Regions from separate parts of the Mus musculus genome. Here region 1 is linked to region 2. A link is a loop called in an ENCODE intact Hi-C map of the cell type or tissue named here. Cell type or tissue: left cerebral cortex. All regions are shown on one strand. Each heading gives the region's core, and the rest is flanking DNA. Links, peaks and the distances in the headings are about the cores only. Region 1 has its middle 320 kb from the start of Lmx1a. Region 2 has its middle 260 kb from the start of Lmx1a.

The links. Hi-C counts contacts between places; a loop is a spot of excess contacts. Peaks named below come from ENCODE experiments on the same cell type or tissue, not always from the same donor. Only the 100,000 strongest peaks of a DNase experiment are listed, where the experiment ranks them.
Region 1: it touches region 2 in a loop (8-fold over the local background); 3 of 42 quality-filtered maps call a loop at or near these places.

What each region holds. Positions count from the first base shown.
Region 1 is chr1:168,003,565-168,011,904 of GRCm38, reverse strand. No RefSeq gene overlaps it. Among named protein-coding and RNA genes, the nearest start is that of Lmx1a, 320 kb to the right of the region's middle. In left cerebral cortex, for the core only: no CTCF peak of the experiment used is centred there; a DNase peak (open chromatin) is centred at 3,452.
Region 2 is chr1:167,941,985-167,950,324 of GRCm38, reverse strand. No RefSeq gene overlaps it. Among named protein-coding and RNA genes, the nearest start is that of Lmx1a, 260 kb to the right of the region's middle. In left cerebral cortex, for the core only: CTCF peaks have their summits at 7,325 (motif pointing right) and 8,195 (motif pointing left); DNase peaks (open chromatin) are centred at 5,875, 6,254, 6,970, 8,072 and 3 more places; H3K4me3 peaks cover 386 bases; H3K27ac peaks cover 278 bases.

The DNA of each region.
Region 1 (8,340 bases), core at 312-8,311, 62 kb before region 2:
TTCTGTGCTTTGTCAATCCACCTAAAAGATTTTTTTTTTAAATTTATTTATCTGGGACTTCAGAATTTTCAAACAAACAAAGAGAAAACTTCCTCCACTGAAAAGGGTAAGGAGGTGAAAATGGAAACTGAGGCACAAGCCTGGATGGACTAGTATACAAACAGACAGGTGAACCTTCTCAGGTTGATTCTTCCAGGTCACTGAAGAACACTTAGGCATGACAGAAGGCAAGTATGTATGCACCCTGTAAAGTAGTGTGTGTGTGTGTGTGTGTGTGTGTGTGTAGTTAGTGAGGGAAAGAAGCATCCTATGCCATGGACTAATCTTGAACTTGTGGATTTGTTTTACTGGGGAGATTATTATTTTAATTTTTGTCCAGATTGGACTTTGTCTTGATAATGACAGCTGTAAGAAAATGAGCAGAAGAGAATTTGTGACTTTGTGGTAACAGCAGTACCAAGCAGGGTCTATGTGGCTCTAAGACCTGAGGACAAAGAGACCAGAGAGACAGCCCAGTTGGTAATGTGCATTCTGTGGGAGGACCTATCTCAAATGACATGGTGGATGACATCCAAGAAATAATCACACCCCAAGGTTGTCCCTGTCACAAAATCCACATGCACTTCACCTGCACACACATGTGCTCACACATGTTTACACAGGCCAGAACTGGGGCCACCTATGAGAAAGTGGTTTCTGTCTGTAGAGGAGTGGGGTGCAGCTCCTGTGTGTGCAGATGAGCACAGCTGAGGGCAAGCTGGGTATCCCCGGCCTCTGGTTATAAACTGAGCACATAATCTTTCTTTCTGAGCTTTGTTCCAGGAGGCCAAGGAGTTTGAGCCAAAGAAACTTTGAGGCATCGTACTGTTGTGTTGTTTTTTTCTTTTTTTTCAATCTGGGCCATGTTAAGGAAAATGTAATAAAATTTCCACCTCCGAGCTGTTGTGCTTGTTATATTTGCTTTCTGGCCATTTTCCTTGACAATATCTGGGAACAAATGCATTCATTGCTAGAGCATGAGGCGACCAAATAAAAGAAAGGAAAAGAAAGATGCTGGACCCGAATAACACCCACACAAAAACATGGAACACAACGGAGACAATCAGTAATTTCACAGACAATCCAGTGGTAAGCTTCAACTTGCCAAATAGCCCTTCCGAGCACTGCAAATTGAAGGACCATTGTCCAAAACCAAATCATTTTCTTCAGAAAAGGTCTGCCTCTTGATCAGCCACCAAGAGAGACGAGAGAAACGACATCCATCCCAAAGGCCCCCTTGGACTGTGTGAATGCTGAAGGCCTGTGGAAATTCACCAGGGCCTTCATTCCATTGTGCTAACAGTATTTAAAACCAGATGCTGCCTCTCCCTGCCTCCTTTCTGGAAGAATTACTGTCAACACGCATTGTTTCTTAGAGAAACTCAAGGCAAAGTGGTCTCCAATCCTGTAATTAAAATAAGGAGGGGAAGAAAAGAAAAAAAAAAAAAGCTCCATTCAATTTGGACTTAACACTTTTGTGCCATAGACAATGTTAGAGAAAAGGCTTAGAAATAACACAATTAAAAATAAAATCTATGTTATCCACATAAGAGCCACTGTCTACCTGTGTGACCTAGGACAAAAAGCTCCTGCATCCTGAACTTCTGTCTCTTTTCTCGTTTCTTTTTCTTTCTCTTCCCTCTCTCTCTTTGTGTGTATTTCTGAGTGCGTGCATACAATGTGTGCATGTGTGTAAGCATTCATCTTTGTAAGTGTGTTTCTATGTGCCCTAACATACATGTGGAAGTCAGAGAACGGCCTGGGTACTGCTCTTTTCTTCACACATTGTTTGAGAAAGCCTCTGTTCTTTGATGCTCATACTACATGCCAGGCTAGCTACCCTGAGAACTTCTGGGAATTCTCCTGTCTCCACTCCCCATCTTACTGTGGTCATACTATGATTGCAGATGCACCCCTACCTTGCCCAATGTTAACCTATATTCTGGGGATTCTAACTGAAGGCCTTATCCTTGTCTAGCAAGCACAAACCACCAAGCTAACTTTCAAACCCAGAGCTTTCCATTTCTAATCTATAATAGGAAGGGTCTGGAATCCTCTAATCTATCACGTTCCACCCAAATTTAAGTCTATAATATTTTCCCCCTTGTTGAGTAGAATCTCCAGCCAACATATGTCTTATTTTCTCTTAGTCTGGCTACATAAGAAAGAGATGAAGAAAATGGAATGGTGGGGTAGCATCCTAGATTGTTTGCTTGATAAAAAATTTAAATGTTTCCAACTATAGAGCATATATGTGATTTTTATGTAAAGTATTCAAAACACACACACACACACACACACAGAGAGAGAGAGAGAGAGAGAGAGAGAGAGAGAGAGAGAGAGAGACTTCCTGCAGTATCCAAATCCCATGCTTTATTTATTAAAGCGTAACTGATACAACTCGTTCATGATAAAGTCTTCCATAAAGGCACAACATAAAGATTTATTGAAGATAGAATGAGGTGGCCAAGGATACAAACTTGAAGACCTATTAGGGAACTATCTTGTAGAATATGGACTTGTGGGGACTCTCCAAGCCTTTCAAGAGCACCACACATCCAACAATAGTGACCCTACCTGGTGCTAATGTGTTTTCTACGTGACTTTCTGACTCTACATAGAGCCATGGGCTGCTTGATTTGAGAGTGATCCATTGACTTTACTCCCTAAGAATTTAGTACTGGGATTGACAGGTTAGTTTTAGTTCATCATGATATTCCCAGATTAACTGAGTGTTCTGTGATGTCCAAGCTCCCGGGAAGCAGTTGTCATAGAGTAAGGAAACAAGCTGTGTGAAGATGGGAGAAGGAAGAGAAGGAGGAGAACAAAAGGAAAGGGGTGGGGAGAAAACCTGGTAATGTTCCAATTCCTCCGATCAGACCATGCTTTCTGTTCAAAGCACCTCAGACTTCTTCAAAAAACTTTATATAGATGCTCAGTTAGATAAATCCCCCCCCAATTGTAGTGTTTGTAACTGATATTTTAAATCAACCCATTTATAGATCAGAGGATATACATTTTAATAGTCAACACAAAATATTTGTTAGTTTCACATATATATATATATAGAAACTCTATTATGTGCCAGGAAAGCCAGTCCAGAGCCCACCAGCCAGGCACACTGGCTGATGCCTGCTGACAAGCATGCTCAGACTGAATCTGACCATAGAAAGGGGCTCTGTTTCTATTTTTCTCTGTGGCACTGATGATTCAGAGATAGCCTATTCCAAGATACCACTATTGCTCCACACAGTGACCAGTCCAGCTGTATATTGGTCCATCCATCTCTGTGCTTTATAGTGCCATTTTGGAGGCTCAATCACAGCATACAGCTTTTTCTTTTTGCACCATTTTATAATCTTTTATTTTTGGCAAGTTTTTCTGTCAGCTAGGATTTCCCAAAATACATTTAGGAAACTTCACTGTATGTGAGAAACATCACACATGCTCACCCACACATACATATGAAACCCAAGGAAAAATGACATATTCTATTTCCTTCTCTGAAATTAACAACACACATCACCATCTTAAAGTCCCTGGAAGGTTCTGCAGTAAAGAAACCCAGCTAATTCAGAAAGAACGATCCAACATTTTCCCAAGTCAAAAATAAATCATTTTCTTTCCTTTCTTTTGTTTATATGTATCAGGCAATTATTATTTTTGTGCTTAAGATGTGTCCCTGAAAATTCTTTTTATTCTATCTACCTCCTTTCTAATGCTAGTAGCTTAAATTAAATATCACAACATTTTTCTTGGAACTCAACTCAAAAACTGCACAGGATGGCCAATGATTAATGTTTATAAAATGCATAAAAAGATGAATGGACATGGATAAGTATTTTTTTGGAGAGTACTACTGTTTGCCATCAAAGTTAATATTTTTTGGTGTGAGATATTTGTGTAAGTATATGTACACAAGTACAAGTGAGTAAAAGTTGAGCACGAGTGTATGTGTGTGTGTGTGTATGTATGTATGTATGTGTTTGTTCATGTGTGTACATGTGTAGGTGTGTGCATGTGTTCACGTATGTGTGTGTGCATGTGTGTGTGTGTGTGTGTATAGTTTGGATATCTTGTTGTTGAAGTACTGAGGCCACTTTCCCCTAGCAACCCACAGATGCTGCAGGCCTCATGATCCTCATTAGCAAAAGAGGCTAATGTCTTCCTGCTCCCTCTCCTCTCAGCTCGGGCCCTGTCAGGACCTATCAAGATCTTCTTTGCTCTGTGCATGGCCCATCATTATCTTAGAACCTGCAATAAGAAGGCAGTAGATTTTATGTGATTAGCTGCTGAGATAAACGTTAATTAGTTTTCAATTTCCATAAAGTATCCCACTGACAGAAAGATTTGTTAAGTCAGTTAATGGCTATAGATGATTGTTCCAAAATTGGACTGGAGAATAAAGAGCTCTGAAGATGAGGGTTGGTCCGGAGAGAAGGAGAAGCAGGCGGCATATGACATATGGGAAAAAGCATGGGAAGGGAAACAAATGAATGGCCACATGAATTTAGACTTGAAAATCATTAGAGAAATCAGAATTTGGAGTTTGGGATTGGGAAAGGACAAGAAGTGTAGTGAAGGGAACAAGACAGGCATTTTTATAGTTAAATCTTGAAAGGAAAAATAACAACTCAATGAAAACTCAAATCCAAGAATTGGGGCATCTTCTGATATCGTCTCCAATTTCTTTCTTCAGAGACTTGAGCTTCTTGTCATACAGGTCTTTCACTTGCTTGGTTAGAGTCACACCAAGATATTTTATATTATTTGTGGCGATTGTGAAGGGTGTTTTTTCTCTGATTTCTTTTACAGCCTGCTTATCATTTGTATAAAGGAAGGCTACTGATTTTATTTTTTTGGTTAATTTTGTATCCAGCCACTTTGCTGAAGGTGTTTATCAGCTATAGGAGCTCTCTAGTAGAGTTTTTGGAGTTACTTATGGATACTATCATATCATCTGCAAATAGCAATACTTTGACTTCTTCTTTTCCAACTTGTATCCCTTGATCTTTAGTTGTCTTAAGCTGTTCTCGGAGGAGGGTGGGTCTTGTGCACGCCCTACTTGCCAGCAAGAACGACGCTGCAACAGGATCCTTCTGCACACGTTTATTGGGAGAGCTTGATTGCAGAGGCGAAGAGACCCTGAGCCCAGAACTGGTGCTGCTTATATAGGCCTAGGAGAGGCGTGTCTCACACCCGGATTGGTTATGCATTCTACCTCATTTGCATGTTCCTCATCTGATTGGTTATTCTCTCTCAGTACCTCACAGAACCTCATTAACATACCTCATTTGCATGTCTCACATCTGATTGGTTATTCTCTCAGTACCTCACAGAACCTCATTAACATACCTCATTATCATGCCCGGGCCAGGCAGTGTTTTGGCAAAAAACTTTACTGCATATTTACACATTGGTTGTTTGCCCAAACTTATGAGTGGTGGCCAGCGGTAGCCAGCGCCACCCTGCAACGGCACATGTGGCTCCCACATCTCCCCCTTTTTGTTTTAATAAAATGAGGCTGGACTAGGCCTGTGCAATTATGTCCATTCGCCGTGGCTCCTGTTTTAGGTCGTTCCTCTAATGTCACAGCCTTACCCGTCATAGGGTAACCCTATCGCCACCGGCCCCCGTGTCTTAGGTTGATCTGTGCATGAGGAAAGTTGCCCGTCTCTGGATACTGCAGTGCTATGTGACAGTAACTGCTAAATGACCTAGGGCGAACTCTACAAAAGAGACCAGCCAAAAAATGAATTAGTGGGGAAATCATGATCACCCTATCACATGCAATGAGGAAACCTCAACGATGTACAAGGGGTGATCAATGATAGTTGAGTCTCTCTCATCCCAGTGCAATGGATCCATAAATCCGTGGGGTGCAAGAGCAGAGAACTCAGATGTCGACTAATTCTTGAGCATAGATAACCAAACTTCAGGGGAGGCACTGTTTTCAATAGCTAAAAGTGCCTGAGTTATAATCACCTTGTCACGTTTTTGTTGGGTTCTGAATTTCTATACCAACCAGAGCATGAACACCAGTCCACAGCATATGGCAGCACCAAACAAAATCACTCCCACCCATTCCTTAAAGTAAGAAAATGCAGAGGTAATTCAAGAGGTAAAATTGCCAACAATGATGGGTTTTATTCGAGTTCTATTAAGGCTTAAAATCTGGCATTAGATGTAAAGAATTGAGGAAACACCCAAATGCGTCAACAGCATGGTTTTAGGAACACAGAGCTCTTCAGTTCTCACTAGCGAGAGCACCCCCAGCCACGGGAACATCCATGTGCTTGTTTTGAATTGCTCTGGTCAGCCGTTCTGAGACCCACAGCTGTTGTCGGTGATCCTGGGGAAACACACAAACAGACCCTCTCGCCCACGTCAACACCGTCAACACCGGTGGGCAATGATTTCCATGCCCTTAAGGCAATCTGATTCACCTGCTCAAACACCTGCACTGGATATCCTGTCTGTTGTTGTGCAAAGCGACCTTGACCAAGCAGCATATCTCTATCCCATGCTGGATTTCCTGCAACAGAGTTAGCCGCTGCCTGTTTATTTGCAAATTCAATAAGGAAGGCTTTCCAATCTAAATAAGCCCAGGTGAAAGGCATGCCTTCACCAAGACTGCCCAATGGGATGGCGTCATGCAGTGTCTATTCAAGGTCTCTACTTGAACCACAGTATAGGAGGCAGTTAAGCTGTACATCCACATGGACTCAGCCAAATTCTTGATTACTTTGAAATTTAGAGGCTCATGATATCTCTGCCCTGCTTGGTCGGTGAAAATAGGACATCCCAGCAAGGAGAATCTAATCTCTCTCCAAACCTCCGGACAGAAGGTCCGTCTATATGCCGCTGCCAAGGAGGCATAGGGAGGGGCCTCGGAAGCTAATTCGCCTTCCTCCTCCGCCTCGGCTCTTTTGTTTTGTCCTTTCTGTTCACCTGATAACACTGTGTCTCCTTTCTTTTTCTTTTTTCTTTTTAAGCCCTTCTCCTCTTCTGACATACTCTCTTGTTGCTCTATAAGGATTTTCTGACCTGTCTTGACTGCCTCTCAATTCAAACAGTAACAGAGTCCATATATCAAAACAAACAAGACCAAAACTATCAGACCTACCCACAAAGGGTCAATGGGAGAAAAAAGCATAACTCATGAACCTTAACTTGTCCCAAAGCTGGGAACCTTATCATCTCAATCCTTTCTTTCCTTCTCTTCTCTCTTTCCCTTCTTTCCTTCCTTTCTTTTCCCTTTTCCTTTCCTTCACTATTTCCTTTTCTTATCACTGATTCCTTTTTATTTTTCCTCCCTTTTCTTTTCCTTTTTCTTAAAAAACATATCCCCCTTTAACCCGGGGATCAATTTGGTAGACTTACCGGTACCACCGTTCCTCAGCTGAAGAGTTCTGAATCCACGCAGTTGGATCCTTCTCAGCAGTCTGTTTTGCAGGAACACTTCATTACCACCGTTCCCCAGCTGAAGAGTTCTGAATCCACGCAGTTGGATCCTTCTCAGCAGTCTGTTTTACAGGAACACCGTATTAACTGCTCTTTCCCTGTGATGCAGTTCTGAATCCTCCCTGTAGCAGGGGGTCTTCGCTCATGCCTGAAGATGTTTCTTTTCCCAGGTTTCAGCACCACTTCTTGCGCGTGCCCTACTTGCCAGCAAGAACAATGCTGCAACAGGACCCTTCTGCACAAGTTTATTGGGAGAGCTTGATTGCAGAGGCGAAGAGACCCTGAGCCCAGAACTGGTGCTGCTTATATAGGCCTAGGAGAGGCATGTCTTACACCCGGATTGGTTATGCATTCTACCTCATTTGCATGTTCCTCATCTGATTGGTTATTCTCTCTCAGTACCTCACAGAACCTTATTAACATTCCTCATTATCATGCCCGGGCCAGGCAGTGTTTTGGCAAAAAACTTTACTGCATATTTACACATTGGTTGTTTGCCCAAACTTATGTGTGATGGCCAGTGGTAGCCAGTGCCACCCTGCAACGGCACATGTGGCTTCCCACAGGTGGGAGGGGCAGGAGTTGGGCAAGGGGGAAATGGGAGGGGGTGAGATCCGGATGTAAAGTAGATAGATAGATAGATAGATAGATAGATAAGAAAGAATTGGAGCATCATGATGAAGTAGCTATCAACCTTAAGCCCTAAATGAAGTCCAGTGCAGACCAGATGTTGTTTGAGTCGCACCCAGACTGTACTCCCAATCCTCTCATTTTCTTTTTAAGCAAGGTGAGATTGCTCTGAATAAACAAGAGCTAAAGGAGAAGGATCCAGGGATG
Region 2 (8,340 bases), core at 298-8,297:
AAGGATCAAGCCGAGCACTGTCACACACACACATGAAGTCCACACTCTTCTTTCTCTTGATCATCCTCCTTGTCTCCAAGTGAACCTGACTTTTAGAGCTCAATATTCCATTTCCTTTCCTGGGGAGTTACAGCCCATCCTCTAGCTGGTCCACGAATGGTCAGTGCATTCTTCATGCAAATAGTTGACTTTATAATTAACTCAATCCAGACTAGATTACAGTTACTTACTGACAATTTGAGTCAATAAATTGTGAGCAAATGTAAGGGCCATAGGTATATCTGGAGCCGTTGAATGCTGAGTTTGTACATAAAGATCAAATTCCCAACAACACATACATATTCACTATGCATTTCCCAGCTGACAAGACAGGAAGAAACTTGCTTTGCATCATGGAAAGAGTGTGTATAACTTATTTAAAAATAAAGGAAAAGATTTCTGTGTGTGTGTGTATGTATGTGTGTGTATGTATGTATGTGTGTGTGTGTGTGTGTGTGTGTGTGTGTATGTAAATACCTGTGTGTGCATGTTCACATAAGTGTGCTTCCAGATACATGTAGAAGTCATAGGTCAACCTCAAGTGTCATTTATTTGGCACAGTCTTACCACCTTACTTGTTGAAACAAGGTCTTTTGACTGGTGTTAAACTTCCTAGCTAAGCTAGACTGGTTGACCAGCATGCTCTAGAGATCCACCTGTTCCATCTTCCCAGTGCTGGGATCGCAAGTGTGTTCCAGGATATGTGGCTCATTTATGTGGGTACTGGGGGTTCTTGTGAATGAAGCCAGCCCCTCATGCTTACAAGCACTTCACAGACTCAGCTATCTCACAAAACTGAAAGGAGAAAATATTATTTTAACTTGAACTTATGTAGCAATATTTTTATAATCAGGCCAGACTCTCGCAGAATGTCTCTGGTTTGCAAGAAAGGGTTGGGACTTGTCCACGTATATGTTCATCAGATCTAGTCTTATTGGACTTCCTGGGAGCTAGGGAGTTTACGCTTGCTTACCTTTAGCTGCAAAAGGCCACTATGAGCTTGGAATTCATTGGCCATGGGATGGCAATTGAAAGTTAATAAGCATCCGAGGCTCATATTCTTAAACTTCAAGAGCTTTCCAAAGCACATTTTCAGTATTTGTCCATCCACTGTTGCACATCTAGGCTTCAGATCTGTGCTAACCAGCAAGTGCTGCCTAACATGTCTAAGAATGTATGTACCACAAAGGATTGAAGACAGTGGAGCCATGAGTTGCATGTGTCACATGTCTAGTACACAATGGAGATTTCAAAACATATTGCAAGAATGAGCATCCCTCAGGAGATTAGGACTGATTGAGAAGCCAGGACTCCTCGTTGCTCATGCTGAAGGACAGGAGAGGGGGGAGGGGTGGGAGAAGGGGAGGAGGAGGATAGGGAAGATGGGAGAGAGGGAGGAAGGGGAGGGAGAGGGGGAGGGAGAGGGAGGGGAGGGGGAGAGGTCCCTGTGCTCAGAGGCCAAAGTCAAGTGGAGACTTAAGGGTTCTCCTTGTGCTGTGTTGTGCTATCAGTTATAAGGTTCCTGTTGAGTTAATTTCTCTGTTTAAAGCTCTCACCCTGTATTAATTAGCTGATAGAATCCTTATGGTGTGATGTGTGTTTAGGGCCATTGTAGAATGAACATTGTCACAGAAATCTGTTTTGTGGGACTTGTTAGCACGGATATTATTTAGCTAAATAGCACTCAATGATTCCTTCGGAGCCTGCTGCATCTGTTGGGCAATTCATTTTATAGTTGGGGACTTTAAATTTTCTATTTATTTTAACTTAGTCAACTGTAGTGACCTGTCTGTAGACCAGGGATGCTAATAGCTATCGTAGTTAATACTTCATTTATCACAGAGCAAAGAAAACCCTAGAGTAAAAAGTAATTTTATTCCATTTTTGAAGAGTCTTAAAAAATATATTATTTTTCAAACAAATTGCTTCAAGGGAAAGTAAGAATTTCAATTACATCAAATACCATATTCTTTTGAAAAGAACCTGTTAGAGTAGGGCAGCTGAGAGTTGACATGAATTTGTTTGCGCACATCAGTTTGTGCACCCGGGAACAAGGGGAACTTGGGTTCAGAAAGGTCCATCCAATGCGTTCTACAGCAGTCAAGTCAGCCTGACTAGCTGATCAAGGGTTTAGCTTTGCTGCAGGCAATGCCACAGAATGTCAGGGAAGAAGTCCCCAGCATCTCAGGGCTAGGCGCTAGTGCTGGCAGCCCTGTGATGGCAGCAGCAATGCTCTCATGGGCCGCACAGGCTGCTTGTGAAGTGCAAATATTCCAGTGTTGACAGATGGGGCTGGGAAGGAGTGGTTTCTTTAGTAATTCTGCATTCCCATGGAATGTTCTGGCAACCGTGAAGAAGGGATTTGAATATGGCCCATGTTAGAACTTCACTCAGGTCAAATGATTTCCTAGACTCGGTTCTGTCTCATGTGCCCTTCAGGATGCAACTAAAACCTCTCCAGAAGAGAATGAACGTCGGGTACCATAGAAGCCATCAGTGGCTTCTGAACAGCCTTGGCACCCACGCCGTGCCTCCGTTTACACAGCTAATAGCCTTACATCCATTACAGGAAACAAGGGTCTCTTTCCGAAGCCTCTTTCCTGCTTTCCCTTTGTTAACCAATTCACCACAGTTGTGCCACTCAGAGTCCAGAAGCAAAGATAGAAATTGAATCAAGTTCCCATTTCTGCTGCCTACAAGTCCTGTGAGTTATTTAGCTTGTAAATGTATTCATTTGCAAAGTGACGATAATAGTATCTAATTTACGGGACTGTGATAAGGATTATGAGAGACAACGCAGATGAAATGCTTAGCTTAGCGAAGTGTTGCTGAGGAGAGCAGGTCCTTCCTCCACATGCTCTTATCCAACCTGCAGGAAAATACAGAGGCTTCAGGAGCAAGGCAAGGGTGCTCACTCTGCACAGCAGCTACTAAGTCTACTACTAGATACGTAAGAGGAATAGGAATAGCTGCAAATGTTCTTTAGAATGGGGCTTACAAGGTTTTCCCATAAAGGGCTGCATGGTAAATATTTTAGACTTGTACCTTTCTGGTCACTATGGCAACTAGTCGCCTTCCTCTCTGCAGCATGGACACAAGCACGAAACTATATACACAAGTAAGTATTACTATGGTCCCTTGAAACAATAGTTCTCAACCTGTGGGTCAGGACCCCCTCTGGAGACCAAATGATGCTTTCACAGGGGTGGTCTAAGACCATCTACATGCATATCAGATATTTACATTACGATCCACAACAGTAGCAAAATCACAGTTATGAAGTAGCAATGAAAATAATCTTCTGGTTGGGGGTCACCACAGCATGACTAACTGTATTTAAGGGGGTTGCAGCATTAGGAAGGTCGAGGACCACTGCAACATTGTGTACAATCCAGGTTGTCAGTTGTACTGGGCTTTGAAAACACCAGATCTAGGGTAGAAATACTTGTTTGAGAAAGGAAGGTCACAAGTTCAAGGTAACAAATACCAATTCACAACCCACACAGTGGAGTATTGGGTTGAGTTTATTCACAAAGAAAGGTTGGGACTTGAATCTTCAAAGGCCTTACTGATAAAAGACAAGTTCCAGACAGTAATAAAACATAATGCAATAGCTACGATCCACCATGCAGAGGAGAGAAGAGGAAAATTAAAATTGTTTTTTTTTTTTAAAAAAAAACACAATATGCACAGGAAAAAATGGTCGACATCACAGAGAATTTATTTGGTGAGCTATCGATTCTGGTTCTTTGGCAAGCATGTTTTAAAAGTCTTAGAGAAGTTTGAACTCACCATGAGAATTGGAAATGTTAGCAACATCAAAAACCAACACCTCTACACACACACATAAATATTCAACTGATCTTCAAAGGAAATATGACCTTAGAAATCGCAGTCGGGTAAATTCCAGCTGCACCTCTGCTCAGAAACCTGCTTCTTTGAAAAGGAAGACGATCATATTTGAACGTGGCCCCTTTTCAAACTCTGTCAGGTATAAAGGCGGGAAACGATGACACAAAAGCTTAATTGGGTCTTTAAAAGTTAATCAATCAGCTAACTTGTTTTCAAAATAGCTCAGTTTTTAACGAGCTCAACTTTTTCTCCCTTGTCTGACAATCTAGGAACTTCATATGCAAATCTGATCAAGTCTCCTCCCAGATCCTTCAGTGGCTTCTCTCTGCTTTGACGTTCTTAGGATAAGACTCAGCACACCATCTGGCTTGCGTGGTTTTTCTTGGGTCCTCACCAACTTCCCACTAGCACATCGCTGGATCCTTCATCCGCCAGTGTTCCACTCTCCTCCAGGTTGCCGGACTCACAGAGCCACCTCTTCCCCAAGCTAACCCCCCACTCCTCCCCATACACATATTCAGCTCACACACACACACACACACACACACACACACACACACACACACACCACAAACACATTCACACAGTCTTAGTCTACTTAACTTCCATATGCCCGGAGCCCCAGTCAACTGTCATCAGAGCTGTCTCCCGCCTCTGAGTTCTGATCATGGTTTGTCATCATACATTCATTAGGGTGATGGTTTAATTAATATCCGCCTCCCCCTCTGGGCTACAGGCCCCCCAAGGAGTAGGAAACACACAGCCTTCTAATGGCAGCAGGCTTAGCTCAGTGCCTGGAAGAGGCTTTAGAATAAAAAAGATATGATAGAGGGGTAATGGGAAAGCCATGGAACTAAAATACAACACCAGATGTGGTAGAAACAACGGATTGCTGAGGGATATTTGATATAGCGAGACACATTTTCAGAATACTCTTTTTCTTGTTTGTGTGAAGTTCTTAAAGGATGCTCTCGATTCAAATCAGAAACATTTTCCTGGGACAGACAGAAATGTTTTAGGTCTCGGGGACCATAGCACTTCTGTCAGATAGGGGCAGGCAGAAAATATGACAGGATTTGGAGACCAGAGTATTTTGGTCTTAGCTGCTTAATATCATTGTCATGGCATATTGTAGAAGCTAGATACAGTACAGAAATAAACCTGACCGTGTTCCAGTCAAACCAGGGTTTCTAATGTTCCTTACTGTTGATATCTGAGCCGAGTATTTTCTTTTCTTTGTTTTCCAAAGGATTTATTTATTTTATGTACATGAGTATACTGTCTCTGTCTTCAGACACACTGGAAGAAGACATCAGATCCCATGGTTGTGAGCTACCATGTGGTTGCTGGGAATTCAACTCAAGACATCTGGAAGAGCAGACAGTATGCTTTTAACCACTGAGCCACCTCTCCAGGTACCCCCTTTTAAAGATTTATTCATTTATTATTTATTCATTTTATGTATAAGTTCTCTATCTGCATGTATACCTACATGCCAAAAGAGAGCATCAGATCACATTTTAGATGGTTGTGAGCAACCATGTGTTTGCTGAGAATTGAACTCAGGACCTCTGGAAGAGCCTCAGTACTCTTGACCACTGAGCATTCCAACCTCTTCTCCTCTTCATATTTTCTTGTTTCAGGGCTGTTTTGCATATGGCTTCCGAAGCAGCACCCGCGGACTTGGCCCACTCAATGCCAATAGTGTCCTACCTATTTCATTATTGACAAATGTGTGTCAGAGTGCCCCCAGACATTGCCAAAAGCTCCTTGGAGATAAAGACATGGAAGCTACAACAAAGTGCAAAAACCTTACAAAAGCCAGTCAATTTCAAGCTGGTTTCAACCATGAGCTAGCTGGGTAGATCCTAGCCTGGGAGAAAAGAAAGAATGAGGGAGACACTTAGTGGTGTTCTATGTCTGTGGAAGCTGCTGATTACCTCTGGTCTCTAGCTTCTGTGGGTGGGGCTTCTTTGGCTACTTCCTATGTCTAAAGCAGGCAAACCTTTGGAATGGAACTGGTACAGTTCTTGGGGAACAGCAGGGGCTGATGGTTTTAGATTATGAAATGACCTTCCTTTAGCAAAGGAGGCTTGAGCCATGCATAATCAATCCCTGGCCTCCGCACATCCTTGTAATCCTGCAATTAACCTGCTCTAAGCAAAGTGTGCAGTGTGAAGCATCGCAACAGATGAAATTAGAAAATAAAATAAAAGCAAATTTGGGTGTTTGTTTGTATAGTAAACATTTCAGCATCCACCACGATGAGCGGTCCACCTGGTCGTGAGCGGAGCCTCGAGCTTCCCAAGTATTTTGTCTCTGCCCTGGGCCTCTCTGCCTCCCCAGCCTGAGGAACCCAGGACCTTGAACCGTAGCTGCTTCTTCCCACTTTGCATCATGTTCCCAGTCTGTGCTTTTTACACAGCCTCCGTTTCTTCCAATAAACCTCAGAAACTGCTCTGCGCACTCATTTCACACTTATAAATGTGGATAGAAACCTAGGCGAGGAGCTGTGTGAGACACAAAAGAGACAGATTTCAATTGTGAGGGCTCCTTCCCTTGCCTGACCTCGGGCAGCTGAGGCCTCTACAGTATGTTAAGATCTGGAAGATGCTCTGAATAATAAAATGAAATAAAATAAAATAAAATAAAATAAAATAAAATAAAATAACTTTTCCAGGCTGGGAGACGACCCAGTTGCTAAAGTGCTTGCCCTAAAGGCATAGGGACCAGAGTTCGATTCTCAGAAGCATACACAGTTGGGCAGAGCAGAGGCATCAGACATGAGGAGTCCCTGGGGCTGGCGAGCTCAGCAGTGTTGGGGAATTGGCAAGCTTAGTGGGAGACCCTGCCTCAAAACTAAGGTGGAGACCAATACAACCATGAAAGTGAAGACCAAAAGCTTCCGAGCCAAAGTCTCTCGTGATCGAGAAAGTGGTGCAGAAAGACGTCCACAGTCACAAAAAAGAGAAGGGGTACATGTCACCCACTTTCTGGCAGCCCAAGGCAGGGCCACTCTGGATGTGGTCCAAATGCCCTTGGCAAGAGTATGTCCAGGAAAAACAAACTCGACCACTATGTCGTCATCCAGTTTCCCCTGACTGCCAAGTCAGCCATGTCAGACAAAGACAATGACACACTTTGTTCGTCATAGGTGCCAAGGCCAATAAGCCCCAGGCTGGGAAGAAATTCTATGTTGGAATAACCAGAATCAATCAGGCTGGCGGGGAGAAGAAGGCACAAGTCCGTCTGACTCCTGATTATGGTCCTCTAGCTATTGCCAACAAATCTGGGAGCACTTAAATGGAGTTCCAGCTCCACTGAAATCCAGTTAAATCCCGCGGATAATTCTTTACTTAAAAAAACAAAGGTTTATTTTAATTATGTGGTGTCCACCTGTTTACACAATTGATCACAGGCACTCACAGAGGCCAGAAGAGGGCACTAGATTCCTGGAGCTGGGGTCACAGGTGGTTGATAGCTGGGGATTGAACTTGGGTCCTCTGTATGAGCAGGATGCAATAGTAACCACTGAAGTTTCTTTCCAGCCCCAAAGATAGACTTGTAGTTAGAGGTGCTAGGGATTGAACCCAGGGCCCCATGCACTGAGCTACACTCCAAACAGCTATTGATCTTAACTACACATTATTCACCATGAAAACAAACAAAACAAGACATCAAAGGGAGTAACTGAGGAAGCTACTGGACATTAACCTCTGACCTACACACACACACACACACACACACACACACACGGAATACATATATACATGACCAAACACATATACACATACACAAAATAGTTTTGCTCTGATAAATAAATGAATAAAAGCATCAATGCAGTTTCTCTTGCTTGGCCCTTTCTCCATGTTAATATTAATGCTGTGTTTTACGCTGGGGAGAAGACAGTGCTGTTTGTCCCAGAGCCGGTAACGCTGGTATGGCAAACTTCAACACAGTGTGGAGTACAGCTTTAATTCTCATTCTTCAAAATTCTGCTCCTCAGATTTTTACCAAAGCTAAAGCAGTCATTTTCCCCGCGCAACTGGCCACGTCTGAAGGCTTGGCATTGAACCTTAGGGAAAACAGACTCAGGGGCCGGCTCTGACCGTGAATACAGGAGACTAGTGCCTTGCCAACACACAGGCCAAAAAAAAAAAGGAGAAAAATACAATCCCTTGTGAGGATGTGGGGGAGATGCACACCTTTTACAACAATTTGTATCACTTTTGATTTAATGTGAGAGAAATGGAATTCTCTAGTAGCCACCCCTGACGTATTTGCATGAGATTCTTGCGCCATCCAGTGGATTTCTTGTGAAATTGCATCAATCGCTTGAGCCTTAAATGTCTCTTAACCACCCTGTGTCAGTCACATTCTACTCCTTTTTGCTATTTGTATTCAACATATTGTATCTATTTGTGTAATTTTGAAATAGTCAACAAAAGT